Regions from separate parts of the Mus musculus genome. Here region 2 is linked to region 1. The links are chromatin loops, found by intact Hi-C in ENCODE. Cell type or tissue: heart. All regions are shown on one strand. Links, peaks and the distances in the headings refer to the core of each region. The heading gives the core; the rest is flanking DNA.

What was found. A loop is a pair of places that touch in the nucleus more often than their neighbours do. Peaks named below come from ENCODE experiments on the same cell type or tissue, not always from the same donor. Only the 100,000 strongest peaks of a DNase experiment are listed, where the experiment ranks them.
Region 2: it touches region 1 in a loop (6-fold over the local background); 22 of 42 quality-filtered maps call a loop at or near these places.

Annotation. Positions count from the first base shown.
Region 1 is chr9:106,416,841-106,426,666 of GRCm38, reverse strand. Gm33616 (a long non-coding RNA gene) reads left to right here and starts at 5,163. Exons shown (of 3, transcript XR_001779299.2): 1 at 5,163-5,381; 2 at 8,730-8,887. In heart, for the core only: a CTCF peak has its summit at 8,233 (motif pointing right); DNase peaks (open chromatin) are centred at 4,706 and 8,236; H3K4me3 peaks cover 1,323 bases; H3K27ac peaks cover 2,883 bases; H3K27me3 peaks cover 569 bases.
Region 2 is chr9:106,346,484-106,356,309 of GRCm38, reverse strand. It overlaps Poc1a (POC1 centriolar protein A), which reads right to left. Exons shown (of 11, transcript NM_027354.2): 11 at 6,419-6,628. The coding sequence ends at 6,530. Among named protein-coding and RNA genes, the nearest start is that of Dusp7, 17 kb to the left of the region's middle. RefSeq lists an enhancer at 1-2,206. In heart, for the core only: CTCF peaks have their summits at 5,026 (motif pointing left) and 7,056 (motif pointing left); DNase peaks (open chromatin) are centred at 1,309, 2,359, 4,879 and 7,059; H3K27ac peaks cover 5,502 bases.

The DNA of each region.
Region 1 (9,826 bases), core at 910-8,909:
TGGATTTCTGAGGTCAAGACCAGCCTGGTCTACAAAGTGAGTTCCAGGACAGCCAGGACTACACAGAGAAACCCTGTCTTGAAAAACCAAAATAAATAAATAAATAAATAAATAAATAAATAAATAAATTAAAAAAAGACTGGACAGGTTATGGTGGTAATATACTGTGTGGTAGCATGGTACATGTTTGTCTAATATGCAGGAGGCCCTAAAGTCAATCTCGGAGGCAGACAGAGAGGAAGAGGTCTAAATCAGGTAAGCGGTGGGTGCTTCCCAGGAACTCAGTTGGCCTCTGCCTCTCTGCCCAACAGTTCACATTCCATGTAGCAGTGAGGCCGGGGGTGGGGGAAGGAGTCCCTTTTATAGCTATTTAAAAATTTGTGTTTACGTATATGAGTGTTTTGCCTGCTCGTATGTTCGTACCAGTACTATGTGTATGCCTGGCTCCCAAGGAGACCAAAAGAAGATACTGGGTCCTCTGTGACTGGAGTTACAGATGGTCGTAGCTGCATGTGGATGCTGAGAATTGAACATGGGTCCTCTGCAAGAGCATTGAGTGCTCTTAGCTACCAAGCCATCTCTCCAACCAATCTAACTTTTAAAGTGTGTGTGTGTGTGTGTGTCTATACATAGGGACGTCAGAGGGTAATTTAGCCAGAGTCAGTTCTTTCCTCTGCACCATTGTGGATCTAGGTTTGAACTCAGTTTGTCAGGCATGGTGACCATCTCATGGCCCCATATATTTTGTACTTTTTCAATTTTACTTATTTTGAGATGAGACCTCATGTGTTCCAGGCTAGCCTCAAATTTTCTGTGTAGCTAAGAATGACCTTGAATTTCTCATCCTCCTGCCTCCACCTCCTAAGCGCTGAGATTTTAGGATGACCACCATCCCTGGTTTTATGCAGTACTGGGGAACGACATGAATACTATTTAGGCACCAGACTGACTGAATTAACATTCTTAGCCTCCAAGGCACAATCCTTTTAAACATTTGTACCAGACACTATTTCTTCTTACTAATTTTTTTTTTCTTTAAGCAGTTTCTTTAGGTAGTTCTGGATGCCTGGAACTCATTATGTAAAACAGGCTAGCTTCAAGTTCCCAAGAGAGCCACCTCTGTCTGCCTCCCCAGTGTTAGGATCAAAGGTAAATGCCATCACATCTGTCCCTCAACAGTTTTGTTTGCTTGTTTGCTTGGTTTGATTTACCAAAACAGGGTTTCTCTGTATAGCCCTGGCTGTCCTGGAACTCATCCTGTAGACCAGGGTGGCCTTAAACTCAGAGATCTGTCTGCCTCTGACTCTGAGTGCTGGGATTAAAGGTGTGCACCACCAAGTCCAGCCCCTTTGTTTGTTTGGCTGGTTGGTTTTGGTTTTTCGAGACAAGGTTTCTCTGTACAGCCCTGACTGTCCTGGAACTCACTTTGTAGACCAGGCTGGCCTCGAACTCAGAAATCCACCTGCCTCTGCCTCCCGAGGGCTGGGATTAAAGGCATGCGCCACCACGCCCGGCATTGTTTGTTGTTATTTTAATCAGTATATTTAAAGAGAAGCACCTAGGGGCTGGAGAGATGGCTCAGTGATTAAGAGCACTGATTGCTCTTCTAGAGGTCCTGAGTTCAATGCCCAGCAACCATCTGTAACAGGATCTAATGCCCTCTTCTGGTGTATCTGAAGACAGCTATGGTGTACTCATAAATAAGTAAATCTTAAAAAAAAAAAAAAAACCTATATCCTACTTCTAACAACCAACTTCTACTCTGGGGCCTACAGAAAGAAGCCCAGGGTGGTGACCAGCATCTCTTCGGCTTTAATTCTTCAAACAGAACATCAAGAACTCAGAAACAGCCAGCACAAACAGGAACCACTGTCACCAGAAATGGTGAGAATAGAGGTTGGAATGGAGAAATGAAAGGTTTTGGTGGAGTTTAACACAGGAATTGTGATGACTTTAAAGTGGCCAGGCTAAGATGGGCAGGTAAAGCCCTCGGCACAAGCCCAGCGACCTGAGTTCAAACCCCACATCCCGTGGTGAAAGGAGAGAACCAACACCTCCAAATTATCTTATCTTTCTTTCTTTCTTTCTTTCTTTCTTTCTTTCTTTCTTTCTTTCTTTCTTTCTTTCTTTCTTTCTTTCTTTCTTTTTTTCAAGACAGGGTTTCTCTGTGTAGCCCTGGCTGTCCTGGAACTCACTCTGTAGACCAAGCTGGCCTTGAACTCAGAAATCTGCCTGCCTCTGCCTCCCAAGTGCTGGTATTAAAGGCGTGCACCACCACTGCCCAGCTAAGAATAGTTTTCTTTCTAGCAACAGTACAACAGTTTATTCTTTTATTCTCTACTCCTGTATATCTTCTTCATAAGGGACATGTTACTGGGAACCCTTTTGTCATTCAACAAGTTACATCTTGTCACAATGTGTCCACATCTTTGTCATGAAAACTTTCTGTAACAGGTCTGGTGGGCTGGCTCAGCTGTTAAAGAGGGCACCTGCCGCTCTTGCAGAGACCCTGTTCCCAGCACCGACATTACAACCATCAGTAATTCCAGTTCCAGGGAATCCTATGACCTCTCTTGACTCCTGCAGGTACCAGACATGCACATGGCAATTCTGGAGTGCATGGTGTAGGTTAGTGGTAGAGCACTGGCTTAGAACATGCAGGGGCCGCAGAGTTCTATTCCCATTTATAATATATAAATACATCGGTAAATTGTTCTAAGATACCGAAGGAGCTTCAGGCACAGAGACAGCAATGAAGAATACTGCCCTTCCTCCAGGGCCTTCCATTCTCTCTGTGTCTTCTGTGGTTTCCTCTTTTGTTTATTTGTATTTTTTTAAAGATTTATTTATTATTATATCTAAGCACACTGTAGCTGTCTTCAGATGCACCAGAAAAGGGTGTCAGATCTCATTACGGATGGTTGTGAGCCACCATGTGGTTGCTGGGATTTGAACTCAGGACCTTCGGAAGAGCAGTCAGTGCTCTTAACCATCTCTCCAGCCCTCTTGTTTGTATTTTTGAGACAGGGTCTATGTAGCCCCATCTGGCTTTGAACTCAATATTTAGACTAGACTGACCTCAAACTCACAAGAGCTCTGCCTCTGCCTCCCAAGGGCTGAGATTTTAAAGAGCGCGCCATCTTGCTCAGCACTGCCTTTGAGGAAGTGGTTCTCGCCTTGACTCCAGCCTGCGTCAGGTCTTGTCCTTGACAAGAGCCTCTTGCCTTTCTCTGAACTATATAGTCTTCACGCTGAACTCAGCAGCGCAGGGGTCTGTTTGTCTCATCTTTGACGTAAGACAGAGAGGGATTAAAGCAAGGTGCAACAAGTCCAAGACAAACTCGGACTGAACAATCCTCCTCGTGCCGTCTTTCTAAACCATCCAGCCTTCTTTGGCCTTTTCAGATCCACACCTCAATCTAAGTGAGATTCAGAGGAGCCAGCTCAGCAAAGTAACATGTTAGCAGCATGTTTCATAGTACTGTGTGTATGTGGGGACCTGACATAAGGTTGAAGAATTAAATGCACACATTTTAAAAATGCAAGGTCTTTTTTTTGGTTGGGAGATTATTAATGACTGCTTCTATTTCTTTAGGGGATATAGGACTGTTTAGGTCATTAATCTGATCCTGATTTAACTTTGGTACCTGGTATCTGTCTAGAAATTTGTCCATTTCATCCAGGCTTTCCAGTTTTGTTGAGTACAGCCTTTTGTAGAAGGATCTGATGGTGTTTTGGATTTCTTCAGGATCTGTTGTTATGTCTCCCTTTTCATTCCTGATTTTGCTAATTAGGATGCTGTCCCTGTGCCCTCTAGTGAGTCTGGCTAAGGGTTTATCTATCTTGTTGATTTTCTCAAAGAACCAGCTCCTGGTTTGGTTGATTCTTTGAATAGTTCTTTTTGTTTCCTCTTGGTTGATTTCTCCCCTGAGTTTGCTTATTTTCCTGCCATCTACTCCTCTTGAGTGAATTTGCTTCCTTTTGTTCTAGAGCTTTTAGGTGTGCTGTCAAGTACCCCCAGAGCTTGTGTCTCTAGCTGCATATGTAGCAGAAGATGTCCTAGTCCGGCCATCATTGAGAAGAGAGGCCCCTTGGTCTTGCAAACTTTATATGCCCAAGTACAGGGGAAACACCAAGAAGTGGGAGTGGATGGATAGGGATGGGGGGGGGAGGGTATAGGGGGCTTTCAGGATAACATTTGAAATGTAAATGAAGTAAATACCTAATAAAAAATTGGGAAAAAATGCAAGGTCCTCTTTGACTGCATGAAGGATTCCAGGTCACCTTGGGGTAGGAGAGACCCTGACCCCACCCCACTCCCATTGTTTTCAAGCCACTGTCTGCTCACAGATATAGTGAGTGCCCTAATACAAGAGATATGCTAACAGTCATGAAGACTGGAGGCAAACAAAACAACAGGGAATGAAGGGTTAAAAAAATACAGCTCTTAAATTTACTTCCTGCCAAGGGTTTTCAAAGTCTCTCGGGGAAAGATGTGCTGTGTGAAACATTATCCCAGGTTCAGGCTCTGTTAGTTCCAGTAGAAGTGGGAGGTGTAGCCCAGTATATTGCTAGGTCCTAACAGACCACCTTTAGCTCCAAGTTGATTGCCCCTCTAGGACTAAGGTATTCCACGTGGGGAATGTGAGATTGTCCACAAGGGGGCAGTATGGGATCATAGACGAAGTTCAGCTGCAGCGGGCAAGCAGGCCAACTAATGGCAGCTCTGCTCCCTCCCTTGGGAAGATCCCACACCCATCCACCCAGCAGCCAGCAGATTCCCTTCTGACAGACAGATCTGCAGATACAGCCTGAGGACTTTAGGTTGGTTCCGATCACCCTGGACTAACGACTCCTATATCTTTCCCCGGAGAAGAAAAGGCCAATCCCTGGGCAGCGCTGGGCACAGCTCTGGGCCACTTTCAGGTTTCCCAAAGCCAAGTCTTCCAGTGGTTAAAGGGACAGACTTCAATACTTACGTTTAAATTCTGACTTCCACGGGCTAGAAGAGCATTTCCCCTCACTGAACCTCGGTTGGCAGCACCCAACACTGAATGAGCAGGAAGCTGTCCAGCACCCAGGCTAGAGGCTGAGGGTCGGCTCTAGATGTAGCACAGCGGCTGGGGTCAACCTGATGCCCTGGGCACCCACATCACGGCGGGGTAAACAGGGTCCTTCTGGAGAGCTTATGGTCTAGGTACACACTAGGATCCAGGGGTTTGTTTTCCTTGAGGCCATGCAAGAATACCAATGACATCCAGGTGACATAAAAGTCCCTGGCTTCTCTGACCAATGATTTACTTGGAATGTCAGGAGTCTGGAGTAGGGGTGGCTTTTCTGCTCCGACTCTCCTTGCAACCTTCAGCGGGCCCATAAAGGAGGTATGTGTTATGTGTGTCCGGGGGAGGGGGACAGGCTCCCACCAGCTCAAGTCAGGGCTGGGTTGTTGCTCTGGGAAGATGGGCTGGCAGGTGAGAACCAAGCTCGCTCAGAGTTAGAAACTGAGCAGAGGGGAGGGCGGGAGGGGAGGAATGGATGGATGAGGTGAGCTCAGCAAGACAGGGCAAATCCCCGAAGTGGCTCCCCTCTCCCACCTCCAGACACAAAAGGAGGGTAAGGCGACTCTTTTTTTTTTTTTAAAACAAAGAGTGTCAGGACAGGAAGACTGAAGCTCTGAAGCTGCAAGCTGAGAGGGACACCCCTCTCCTTTCCCTCCCCAGCAGCCTCCACTGACCCCAGCAATGCCGTTGCCTTGACAACCACAACCCCCTTCCAGTTCCCCTTTCTCCTGTAACCCCTTCTTGTCTGGATTCCCATCTCATCTTCTCCCCCCCTCCATCCACCTCCCTAGCCCAGGCTAAAGAGGGGCCCCCGGGGGGGGGGTAGGAGAGGGAGGACTCTGTTCACCAAGCAGCCCTGGGGTTAAAGCTTTGACTGCCTCCCTGGACCTCCCCTCCCTGGGGATCATCTGGAAGGCTCTTGGAAGGGGAGAGAGGGCAGGATGATGTGACCTTTCAAAGAATTCCTCTGAATGGATGATGGGACTATCAAGGCCCAAAGACTAAAAGCTTCAACTCTCTGAGCTCCAGCCCTCTTGCCTGAGGCTGTGACTCGGGAGCCTCCCTTGCCAAATTTAGGAAACCGATCCGAAGCAGGGGCCTGAAGATCAACAGCTCAGCAGCTAAGAGCACTGGCTGGTCTTCCAAATGTCCTGAGTTCAATTCCCAGCAACCACATGGTGGCTCACAACACAACCATCTGTAATGGGATCCTATGCCCTCTTCCGGTGTGTCTGAAGAAAGCAATAGCATATATTTTATATGTATATGTATATATACATATATATATATATATATATACACATACACACACACACACACATATATATATATGTGTGTGTGTATATATACATTTAAAAAAAAAACAGGCCTTATAGGTGGGGAAGATGAGACAGGGAAGGAGGTAGTTCTAGAGGCTGATTAGCGGGAGATCTGCAGGGATGCCCCTGAACTCCTCATGTGTCCCCTAAAAAAGGGGATGTGGCAGTGAGCGCTGGGACTCCCATCCCAGCACTGGGTAGGACACTCAACCAACTATCCAGGGAATGCTAAACCTTCCCACTTGCCTCAAGCTGGGGAAATTCTTGTGACACTGTAGGTACAAAGGGACCCTCAGGTGCCACCTGGCAGATTTGTAAGGCTTAAGTCCCAAACTCATGTCTGACTGGCAAAGCACTACTACCATCACCAAGTGGCTGGAGGCTGTGGAACAGGGCACCCAGAGTGGAGAGGTCGGGCAGAGAGGGAGCAGGAGATGGAGAAGAGGCCTGGGAGCCCCCTTGTGAAAAGGCAGGTCTGTGGAGTCAGACAGAGGGAGGAAGGCGTAGCAGGGTGGACAGAACAAAGGCCAGGTGCTCCCTACAGTCCTCCCAGCTGATCCAGACTTCTTCAATCCGTTACTGCATTTTTGAAACTCTAGAAAGCTGGCAGTGTGTGTGTGTGTGTGTGTGTGTGTGTGTGTGTGTGTGTGTGTGTTTCTCTGGGAAGCTTTGCATGGTTATGATCGGACCTTGCTACACTCACTGGGACTTTTTGATTATTCTATAATGCAATTAAGACTGAAGTTCAGGAAAGCGAACTGAACTTTTTCTCCCCCATCAAACTACTCCTGGACACTCTCCTGGGCTTGAACTCTAAGGACAGCTTGAGGAAGGAAGTTGATGCCTTCTCTGTAAATGGCAATCAGGTAGAGCGAGCCAAGGCAGCAGTGGCAGCTGGGAGATGTAGAGTCCTCTCATCCCCAAGATGTCCTCCCCCCCATTCCTGTCATTAGGAAATTCTATGCATTCTCATGCACTCTCACATTGCCAGCATCCTTCTCCAGTAGCAAATATCTGACCCCACTGTGGGGGCTTGTGGTGAGGTCTCAGGATCAACTCATTCCAAGCATCTTCAGGACCCTGACTCAGTGACTTGCTCACACGGGTGCTCTCTAACCCTGGTTAATCCCTGTCCCTTATGCTTGACAGTTACTTTGGCCTCTGCCTCTTGGTAACTCTTCAAGACCAGGAGCTGGCAGCCAGAGTCAGCGCCTTCTCATCCTTTCTGATAGTTCACCCAAAAGACAAAGGGTGACTTGAGCCCTACATGGTGTTATGTACCTGTAACTCCACTGTGCTCAGGAGATACGGAAAGACCAGAAGTCACAGAATCTAGGCTATCAGTACGTTTGATACAGACTGGGCAAAAGAGAAGAGAGAAAAGAAGGAGAGGGAGAAGAAAAAGGGAAGAAGAGGAGGAAGGAATGAAGGAAGGAAGGTGGGGGAATGGATGGGTGAATGGATGGATGGATGGATAGATAGATTGATGGAGCAGAAACCCAGACAAGGCAAAATATAGGCTCCTCTGCCCTACCCCCAGATCTCCCCTGATGGGAGGAGAGACTGCCAGTCCTCTTGATTTGGGATAAGGGTGTGGGCTGGGGTGGAGGCTGGAGGAGGACCGGTGGATTGGGCTGAAGGCCAGAGGCTGAGAGGTGGCAACAAAGGGCATATGGGGACCCCGGCACTCTTAGCAACGCACAGCAGCACTGGGAGCCAGCGCGAGAGAGGACTGTCTCACCGACTGCCTCCCGCCTGGCACCCAGCCCGCGCAGCACTGGTTTTAATCGGTCGCTTTCCGCAAGCAGCTCCTGGAGGCGCGGGGGCGGCTTCCCCTTGACTTGAATCTCCTGAAGGAGGCAGTATGGCTAAAAATAACTTGAATCGCTGCGGCTCCCACCCTGGCGCAGAGGAGGGGCCAGGGGGTGCGGGGGCGGCATTGTAGGGAATGTGGCAGCAGCCAGGAGGGGGTTCCCTGAAAGGAAGCCGAGAAGAGTGCGTGCTGGCAGGTGGGAAAGGGTGCAGTCTGCAGAAGGGAGCGGGGTCCCTTCTCATTTCCCTCTAGCCTCCAGGCCTACGCTTCGGGGGCTGGGCTTCTGGAATAGGGCTGGAGGCAGTTAGCTATCACCCCTGCTCATTTGTATTGGGGTGACAGGCCTGGCTGAGGTGTGGCATGGGGACTCTTTGCAACTGCATAGTCTGTTTGGACAAGAGCCCCCCCCCCACCCCCCCATGCACTCTGGCTTTTTGCCTGGAATGCAGGTCTACCAGGCATCAGGCAGAGGCCTGCATCTGGACTTAAGTTCCTTGTGTGAGACACTGAACCCCAGCATCCTTGTCTGAAAATTAGGTGCGACTATGAAACCAAGCGGCGGACTCCGTCCCCACTGTGCAAGCCATTGTCTCACCTGTCTATAGTGCGTCAGGCTCTTCTGCCAGTTGAAGGGGCTACCCTGTGACCACCCTTCAGAGCTGGAGTCCTCTGGAAAACGGCTGGGGAACCCACAGGTTTGTAGAGGGTAGACAGTGGTGTCTGAAGACTGGGACATGTGTGGTATAAGGTAGGCACAGAGACTCCACTACCTGCAATGATGTTATCAGAGCCATCCCCAGCTCCATATACCAGGGCCACTGGGACACATCAGGGAGAGGGAACACAGCTGGCCTGAAGGCAAGCCCCAAGGCAACTCAGCAAGAGGGCAACCTGGTAGTCACCTGGAAAGGGGGTGGGGCACTGAAGCACTCCAGGGTAGACTGGAATGAAGATGTTGAAGCAGGAGCAGGGAAATCAACATCCTAACTAGCCTCCATGGAGCACCCTTGGGTGCTCCCTAACGTCCCTGAGGGGATAGTACTGAGGTTTTCTGTCCTCCCTTCATGAGGACACTGAAGTCGTGAGGAGGACCTCACCTAACCTGATGGCCGGCTGGACATCTGAAGCCAGATCCTCCTGGCATCAGATCTCCTTTTACTCTCTCTTCCTGTTCTGAACTTTGGGCCAGCAGAATCTGATGTGTGTGGAGCACTGGAGGTGGAGCAATGGGCTCTGATGTGAGACATTCCCTGCATCTGTGCCTCCAACCCCCCTTGACCCCCTCCAGGACTCACCCTTGGCTGCCTTGAGTTTACAAGAGCCCGGTGGCATGGCTAGGACCTGTTGGTACACACCAGGGGCCAGGGGGCCAGGGAAAGGAAGAGAAAAAGTGTATCTACCTTCACGGGAACACTACCAGTGATAACTCTAAGAACAAGAACGCAGCCCAGCTCTGGGGACATTTTTAGCAGCTCTGTTCCTAAGCAGAAACTAAGAACTCCAGGAATAGCAGTGACAGAACTGAGAAATCAACTGCAGCTCCCCTAGCCGCAGGAGCGAAGCCGTGAATCCTAAACCTTTATTTATTTATTTATTTATTTATTTATTTATTTATTTATTTATCCAGCTAGGGT
Region 2 (9,826 bases), core at 1,059-9,058, 71 kb after region 1:
ATGGGGGTGGTGCAAGAGGCCCCTAGGAGGCTGCTCTTCTCTCAGATAGAAAAAGCCAGACTCCTGCCTCTGCTTGTCTAGGTCCTGGACCATGGGGGTTTGGGGTGTAGCACTGGGATGAGGATGGGGATGGGGATAGAAGCCCCCCCCCCTTCCAGTGACAGAGCCCTGTCTCAAGCCCTGTCCTTGCACCAGTCTGCACCTCACCTCACCTTGGCACTCACAGATAACACATGGAAAGGCCTGGCACATGGGGCTGTGTGGAGGCACCTGGGGTGGCCTGATGGTTGGAAGTCCCACTGGGAAGAGGCCATGCTGGTCTGTGGTGGGTGGTGGAGTCCAGTAAAAGATGTGTGACATTTGGGCAGTGACCTTCGAGGACTCGTGGAGGACAATGGAACCCCTCCTAGGAATACTGGCTAGCACTGGGGGGTGGGGGGCGGCACCAGTAATACAGGCCTGCCTCTTGGGTTCCTAACAACTCCCTGGGCTTGGGTCTTATTTCACTGCAGAGAAACGCAGCTCTCAGAACTGTTTGTGAATTGTCTCAGCCACCACCGACAAGTTGCTGTCACTGTGTGTGTGAAGGCCAAGGCTTGGGGGTGAGGTCCTGCATTTCTGGGTGCAGGAACCCTGGGGCTGAGCAATGGGGGCCCCCTTGGCCTGTCTTTGGGGGCTGAGCGGGAGTGGGGTGAGCTGTCTTAGGAGCTTTCTATTATTTGTTCTCTTTTTGCTGGACCCTTTGGCAGCCTGAGTGCTGTGCTGCCAGGGGCGGGCATGGAAGAAAGGTTGGCAAGGCCTTGGCTTGCTGCTGGGCTTTTCTGCTGATCTGCAGGAGGGGAACAGGTTCATGCTATCGGTGATGTTGGTGGTCTTCACCTGGCATTGCTGCCTGAGACTTCCACTCCCATCAGAGGGGGTCTATGGGACTTCGTCTCCTTCAGGTCAGAGGGGGGCTTTAGTCTGTTCGGTTCTCAGCAGGAGACCAGCCACTTCTCACAGGGCTGTGGACATCCTTGTGGGAGCTCATGACTGGCCTTGTTCTAGGTGCACCCCAACTATTTGGGGGAGATGTTTGCAACCCACACTCTAGGGGCAGCCTCAGAACAGAGGTCAGTCTCCCAGCTCCTGACAGAGACTTGTCCAATAGCAGTCACATTTACTGGGACAGAACGTACCTTGTTTCCAGAGAGCAGGCATAGGTGTGGGCGCATGTGAGCTGCTACCTGGAGGGGCAGGAGTGCTAACACACTGCTTTCCAGGATTCAGAGGGTTCCGAGGGACAAACTCTGCAGCAGTGTCATGGGACAAGATGCTGGATCCTGGGCAGGGCTGGTGAGAGGTCACCATGTGCAAGCCTTGAGCGCATGATCCCATCTCAGCCCTGAGCATGAACATCGAGCGTGGCTACCATCCCCTAGGGGGTAGCCCTGGAGATCAAGGGAATACACAGGCCTGGGCACTTAGGAAAGTCTCAGGTGTCCATCTGGAAGGTGGAGATGGATGAGGCACCGGTGTGTGTATTGCCATTGTGACACTGACCTGAAGGCCCAACCTCTGCCACAGAGCACCCACTGAACAGACTAAAGCCCCCCTTCCAGGAACTGTGTGCCTGAGAGAGAGAGAAGCAGAGGCTGAGAACAGGAAACAGTAGGAAAGCAGGCTTCTTCCCTTCCTCCCAGTGAACGGACTCCTCCAGGCAGTAGGAGTGGGAGGGGTAAGGGCTGGGGGTTCTTCCACAACTGACTCCAGGCCACCAGGTTGGTGGCCTCACCTAAGTGGGAACACCTCCCCTTGCTCTATAAACAGGATCTCTGGAGAGTGCTTCCACATGCAGAAAGGGCTGGCTCCCCATGCTTCCTAGCAGCTAGGCAGCAAGAACTCAGGGATGGTTCATGGCACAGTCATGAGCACCCCATCCTGGGCCAAAAGACAAGGTGAAGCTTTTAGAGGGACACTTCCTTAGTGTGGTGGAACTGAGGCCCCAGCGCTCACTGGGCCGTAGCTGGGGTGGGCTAGTCTACCAGCCAAAGGAACTAAGTCCTCTATCCATTCAGCAATGTTCGCAGGCAGTGGGATTATGCTCTGAGGTCAATGAGACTGCCACCAGCCTGACAGTGCTCCCTTAGCAAACACTGTGTCCCTCTTCAGCAGCCCAGGGTGGGGTGGGGCAGGTGGATTGGGGCTGCTTTGTGAGAAACTGCCCCTGTGCTTTGGGTCCCCCTCACATGGTCACACAACAGTTTGGGCTGGAGCCTTCAAGTGCCTGTCTTGAGCAAATCGTTAGGAAGATGAGGTTAATGACAGGGAGCTGGGATGAGGGTGAGGGTGACTCACCGTGTACTTGCTTGCTCAGCGGGCTGGGTTTCCGGGATTCTGGGTAATCACAAACATCCACCCCGAAGCCTGTGCTGGCCTCCCTGTGACAGAGGAGGTGGCAGCTTTGGAATTTTTACCTCTTCACACTCCCAACTTCCTTCTTACCCCTGGAGATGGCTCCCGGTGGCAGGAGCTCTTGGACTAGGAAAATGAAGGCCACCTAGAATTTGAGCCAGAAAGACCCTGGAACCAAGTCCCCTGTCCCCACTGACACGAAGAGCCAAGTGCCAGGAAAGAGACCTGGCTGTCAGGGAAAGACAGGCATATGTTGTCCACACTCAGTTCGGCGTGTTTTATGGAGGCCAAGAAATAGGAGAGGACTTTTCAAGACCACAGAGCCAGGGCCTGTGACATGGATGAGGAACAACATCTCAACTGAGCTGCTGCGCTGCCCCTGCCCCAGATGCCCACTACCAGGAAGAAATCCAAAGATTTCAGGACAGAAGGCAGGAAACAGAGAGAGAGAGAGAGAGAGAGAGAGTTCCTGTGGAGACTATGAAATGGCCACAGGCCTTTGGGGACCTTGGAACCCACCTGTTAGGTGCCCCTGGGGGCAGTACTCAAAGATGAGGACAGATGGGCTTGCCATGTGTGCTGGCTAGTCTGGGTCAACTTAGGGTCATTTGGGAATGGGGGAGCCTCAACTGAGACGATGGTTCTATCATATTGGCCTACCTACCTGTAGGCAAGTCTGGGGTGCATTTTCTTGACTAATGATTGATGTGGGAAGGCCCAGCCCCACTCTGGTGCCACCCCTCAGCTAGTGGTCTTGGTTTCTATAGAAACGCTGGTTGAGCCATGGAGAGTGGGGGCAGTGTTTCTCCATGGCCTGCCTCCTCTTCAGTTTCTGCTTCCAGGCTCCTGCTTGGGTTCCTGCCCTGACTTCCCGTAGGGATGGACTGAGATCCGGCCGTGTCAGTCAAGTCAGCCTTTTCTTCCCCCAAGTTGCTCTGGGTCAGGAGTGGAAGCAAACTAGGAAACCACGGACTGCGATCAGGCTTGGCAACTCCTTCCTGGCACGGCGCTTATCAAAGCCCACCTGGCCTGCCACCATTGCTTCTCTGACAAGAAGTGCGGGTCCAAGCCCTGGAACCTGGAGAAGCTGGCCGTGGCAACTTAGGGGGACAGAGGGATAAGGACAGAGCACACTGGGGGTGCGAGCTATGGTTTGCCTTTCTGGGAGCTCAGTCATTCAATCCAAGATTTGGAGCATTAGTCAGGGTTTCTATTCCTGTGCAAACATGACCAAAAGCAAGCTGGGGAGGAAAGGGTTTATTCAGCTTACACTTCCATACTGCTGTTCATCACCAAAGGAAGTCGGGACTGGAACTCAAGCAGGTCAGGAAGCTGATGCAGAGGCCATGGAGGGATATTACTTCCTGGCTTGCTTCCCCTGGCTTGCTCAGCTTGCTTGCTTTCTTATAGAACCCAAGACTACCAGGCCAGAGATGGTCCCACCCACCATGGGCCTTCCCACTCTTGATCACTAATTGAGAAAATGCCTTACAGCTGGATCTCATGGAGGCATTTCCTCAAGGGAGGCTCCTTTCTCTGTGATAACTCCAGCTGTGTCAAGTTGATACACAAAACCAGCCAGTACAAAGCCTCTGGCTAAACTTCCAGAGGGGATGCTTTTGTGCCTGGCAGCAGAAGGGAGGGGGGAGGGTCAGCGCGGCTATCAGTAGAGTTGATAGGATCATTTGGGGAGATAAATACTGCAAGCAAGGCCCCGTTATATGACCTCCAACCTTGCAGGGTCCCGGAAGTCCACCCAGGGCCCTGTGTTGGCCCTTTCAGGCAGCCTAGGGTTTCTTCACAAGGGTAGGAGATGGCAGAGTAGCTGGTCAGCGCAAGAGAACTCTAGAACCCCACCCCAAACAGGCAGGTTCTGAGTTGGGTCTCATGATTGGTAGGGGGAAAAAAATCCTTTTGGGAGATCTTGGTCCTAAATGAGCTTTAGCCCTTTGTAAATCTGCCCTGGGCGTGGAAGTTACGATCTCCGCACATTCCAAGAACGATGTGAGGAGGCTGGGACCCCTGAGGTCCCTCCCTGGCAGCTCTGCTGAGGGAGGTGTGTGAGCTGCAGAGGCTCCTCCTGAGGGTAGCCCTCTTACCTTCTCACAGCGTCGACAGAAGAGCTTCAGGAAGGGAAGGTTTATTTGGTTCACAGTTGTCACAGTAGGGGCAGCCCGGGCTTGCAGCAGCCGGTTACTACCAACCCCCAGCCAGGAGGCAGAGAAGGATGGGGGGATGCTCTGTTCCCACTCCCACTTGTGTTTTGAGACCGGGTCTCACTGTGAGACCAGGCCCAAACTCAGAGATCCGCCTGCCTCTGCCTACTGGGTGCTGGAATTAAAGGCGTATGCTCCCATGTGGGCCTAGCTACACTCTGCCTGCCTCCACCAAAAGAGCCCATGCTGGGTGGCGGAGGCAGCATGGGAGGGGATGACAAGGTTGGCCACACAAGCAGTGCCCTTTGGGCTGGCTGCCAGCTAAGGCTCATGGGATGGGGTGCTTGTCTCCCGAGGCAGCTTCCCTGCCAGAGGCCACTGGGCTCCTTACACCGCAGCTTCTCAGGGCATCCTGGGAGCCCCCGGGTCTTCCCCACCTGCTGTCCCTGACAATAGGCTCTGCCATCTAGTGGGACTGGATGGAGCAACAGGTTCCCTTGAGCTAGTAGTCTGCACTGGGCGGGACAGCACCTGGAGGAACAGGGTCATTACTTCAAAACTCTATCAATCAGAGCCTCAGATTGGTTAGACCACAGTATTAAGGGGTACAGCTTGGGGTGGGTAGGACCAAGGTCTGACCCTGGAATTCAGCTTTCCAAACCTAATGGAAGCTGGAGGAGGCAACCTCCCACACTACGGTTTATCAGAAATCAACACAGATTGGCCCTCTTGCCAGCCTGAAGTCTTAAGACATTCAGGCTCTGCTTCTCCTGGAAGCTGCAAGGGCTGGCTTTATTACCTACTGGTACTGACAGCTTCTGAGAAGTTCCAGCACTGAGACCCACCTTGGTGCCAGGCAGTAAGCTAGGCGGGTAAGGACCTCCCTGATTGGTTAAGCCCCAAGATGCTCAAGGCTGAAGGCACAAGCAACTCAGACATGGAACGCGCTCACTGTGGCTTTCCCAGTCCAGATGTGGAGGAAGAGGCCCCTGGAAGCCCTCATGAATGAATGGAAACAGAATGCCCGGGGTTTCCACATCCCTATGGAAGCCAGTTAAGAGGCTGTGGGTAGTACACAGGGCCTTTGGCTATCCTTGCAAACAAGGGTATCCTTGGTCTCTGAGCACTCCACTTCCTGCCACTGCTGTGACTCTCCCTTTAGGGACCTTGGGATGGGAGGGCTGAGTGGGTCTTACCCAGAACAAGCCATTCCTGCACAAGATCAGGCAAAGCAGTCTGCATTTTCAGATTCCTTTACTCTCATGCTATAGAAAGGAGGAAGCCATGGGTCTTGGTGAATATATGTGGTGACAGGAATTAAGGGCATTGCAAAGGCTCTACCTATCCCATCCAGCTTGTCCTGAACAAACCTAACCCGGGTGGGTCCCCTGGGGGGCTTTGGGCAGGGGGAGGGGTCAAATGGAAAGAAATTCTTGGCTCGTCTAAGGAAAGAGAAGTCAACTTAGAAACCAGTCGGGAGGCTGAAGGTGAGGTAAATGAAGACCTAGCAAGGGGAGAGAGAGAGAGGAGTGAGAAGAGAGAGAGGAGAGGGAGGGAGGGAGAGAGAGAAGAGAGAGAGAGGAGAGAGAGAAAGAAAGAGAGAGAAGAGAGAGGAGAGGGAGGGAGAGAGAGGAGAGAGGAGAGAGAGAGAGAGAGAGAGAAAGAGAGAGAGAGAGAGAGAGAGAGGAAAGACCACCATCTTAGGATTCTGAGTTTGTTAAACTGCATGTGGCCCTGCCTTCTGGGTCTCCAGTCTCCTTTTTGTGTGGCTCTGCCCACTGGGAGCGTCCCATTGTCAGATGGAGAGGCTCCAGGTACAGACAGCACTTGCAGGGGTGGGGAGGAGGGCACCCAATCCCAGACTGGGTAAGATGTGGCTCTCTCAGGTGGGATCCCTTTATTTATTTACTCAAGTCCCCATACAAATCCCTGGCCTGCTGTCCCCCCAATCACTGAGCTCCTGATCCTTGCTCCCCTCATCACGGTGGCGTTCTCTGCATGATTAGCTGCTGGTTCTCCAGGCACTGCTTCAGCCTGTCTTCTGTTAGTGTCAGTCGCTGTTCCAGAATGGACACTGTCTGCAAAAGAAAAGGTATCAGGCTCAGGATGGAAAGCCTGCCTCGCTGCCCTAGGAGTCAGTATAAGCCACTTCAGCCTGGTACCCAAATACCAGGTGCCTCGCTTCCCGCCAGTGGGCTATGCTTGGCCTTTCATGCCCTCTGCGCCCGTCTCTGGAGTTTGTGGGCAGCAAGAGAGAAGACAGAGGACAGATCTCATAGCCTCCAGTCGTTTCCCCAAGACAGCCATGGTCTAAGGAATCCTGAGCCCTAGTCTGGTACTCCTGCCCAGGACAGAGGCCTCCCTCCATGCTAAGGGCACTTCTTCGGAGGCTGGCAGGAAAAAGCTGGGAAGTCAGTCCTCACCTCACCAGCCCAAGCCCAGAGGGTGGGGGCTCTACTTGTGTGGGTCCTATGAGGAGAGAGTGAGACAGTGCCACCTGGGGGTGAGGACTAGGGTGATCACTGGCAAGTGACAATGCCTCATGGAACCACTTCCACACACCCAGGGTACCTAAGGCTATGTGTACTTCATGGACCAATATCAGTCTTGCAGACAGGGCTCCCACAAAAGCTGTGGAAATCTGTCTACCTCCCCTGGCTTTGGGCAGCTGTACACTTGGCAGAGAGCTGTCCCTCTGCGTCTCACCTACCCTACCAGGCTGAGCTGACCGGTCATCTAATTTCCATCACTGAGGGTTGCTGAGTGCCTACTGCACTCGTGAAGACACGGTCCCTGCACGGAGCGCAGCAAGCTTGGCTCCCACTGTCACTGGAGTGAAAGGCCAGGGAACGTTTCTCAACAGAGATCATCTCATTCCCTGAGGCTCCACGAGGGCTTGAGATTCATCCAGCAGAAAGGAGTTTTTCATATACTTAAGAAAACAGACATTTGGAGAAAGAGTTTCCCCTTCAATGCAGCAGCTATAAATTCTCACAGCATCCTGTGTGGATGTCAGCTGTCATAGAGGGTGCTCCATCTGATGGCTGGCCTCTTCTGCATGAGCTGGCCAGGGATGGGAGGACTCTGTACTCTAGATCATAGGACAGAACCTGAAAAATCACTGCCTGTAGAACAGGAACTGGACCCCCGAGGCAGAGCTAAGCTCAAAGAACTCCTCACATCTTCAAGTTGGCCAGCCAAGGACGGAGAAACGGAGGAACGGGTCTGCATCTCGTAAAAGCGGCAGTGGAAACAGCCCCTGGCTGGCCCAAGCAGCATTCCTGCGAGTTTCCATTGGCTGCTGTCAAACTCTCAAACTGCCAGAATCAGTCTCCTTCCAGACCCTTTCCGACAGACAGTCGGGACTCAAGGCCACAGTGGGGGAGCAGGACTGATGGCATTTCCTTTTCTGCCTTCTTTTTCTTTTTTCTTCCCCCTTTAAACTTTTAATAGGAACCCAATTTCCAAACGCAGAGACTGTGGATCTAAAAAACAAGATTTGCTGGGCCAATGGCAGTACTGGGGCCTCTCCTTGGTTCCATAGGAGGGAGGCCCATACTTTAGCCCAGCAGGGATGTGGTCCTTACATGTGTCCATATTAGATTAAATGGAATAATGGAGGGTGGCAGGCCCACTGGGGACACGTTTGCGTACAGTTCTGAAGGGGACTCCTTGCTTTGAAGCCTCACTGTATGTACGTCAGACCTCAAACTTGTGGCAATCCTCCTGCCTCAACCCTTGCAGTGCTGGGATGAGAGACAAGAACACCATGTCTGGCAAGGGATGCTTCATAGTGTGCCCCTCATACTTGCACTCCCCTCCCCACTACCATTCTCAGGCTTCCCTCCCTGCCAGGTCAGCTTGATGAGTCGAGACATCTTTGCATCTGGGCCACACTTTCTCTGTCTGCTCTGCCCGAGTCGGGTGGCAGTCACCACCAGGAATAACTAACTATACAGTTCCAGATACGTTGCTGGGCTTGGGCAGGAGGGGCTTTCTAGGTACCGGTGCATTAGATGCTCTCTGGCGTTCTTTGTTTGATAGTTTCCCCCTCAATGGATCCCATTCCAATAAAACACGTGCATTCATTTTCACTAAGAACAAGGGTTCCCATGACAGAACTGGGCCCTGGGAACCACGTCTTCACTTCCACTGCGGTATCTGTGTGAGACTGTAACCCACTTTAATTCGAATTGTGTATCTTTCCAGAAAAATTCTAGATTTTTTTCTTCTTCTTTTTCCTTTGTTTTGGGACAAGGTCTACTGTAGCCTAGACTGGCCTTGAACTCTATGAAGTTGAGTATGGCCTTGAACTTTTCCTGCCTCTTCTTCCTAGTGCTACCATCATGAGCTACCATCATGCCTGATTAATACCCAGTTAGGTGCTGGGCATCAAATTTAGGGCTTTGTGCACACTAGATATATGACTACCAACTCATCCCCAGTGCGTGATGCTGTTTTCTTCCCCAAAGGAGAGGATTTTCCCAGCAGTGGACAGGCCCACCAGGATCTCACACACACACTTAGCCTGGTGATATAACTAAGCAAGCCCCTGGCCGGGGTCTACACAGGTCACAGCACTGGAATGGTTGGGAGAGGCTGCTGCCACTTTGCCAGGACCCAGAGGAGGAAGGACAAAACATCTGGGGGATCATGGTGGACATCTGGGACTTCCTTGATAAGGACTAACCCTAGCCACTTCATATGGCCTTTTCATAGTGGGACTTTTACCTGTAGGAGCACATGTCTACACCAGTGTCAGGGACTCAGGGCTTGGTAAGCATGTATTGCATCAGTGTCCAGAGGACGCTGACTGACTGCGCAGTGCCTTTCAGGGGAGCCTGGTCACACAGACGGCTAGCTGCTCACCTCATTTCAACCCCATGGGAGTCTCCTGTCACTGAGGGTCTGATCTGTCTGAGCTGGGACACAAGGCCATCCCTGTCCCTCAGGATGTGAATGGGACCTTAATAAAAGTAAACCCATGGGGGCTGGAGAGATGACTCAGAGGTTAAAAGCACTGACTGCTCTTTCAGAGGGCATGAGTTCAATTCCTAGCAACCTATGTGGTGGCTCACAGCCATCTGTAATGGGATCCGATGCCCTTCCCTGGAGTGTCTGAAGACAGCTACCATGTACTCACATACATAAATCAATCTTTTTTTTTTTAAAGTACACCTGCAATATTGGTACACCACACTCCATAGCCTACCTGCCTTGACGTTCTTTAGTACAAAGGTGGATAAGACCTGGCCTTCCAGTCCCTCAGATGGAAG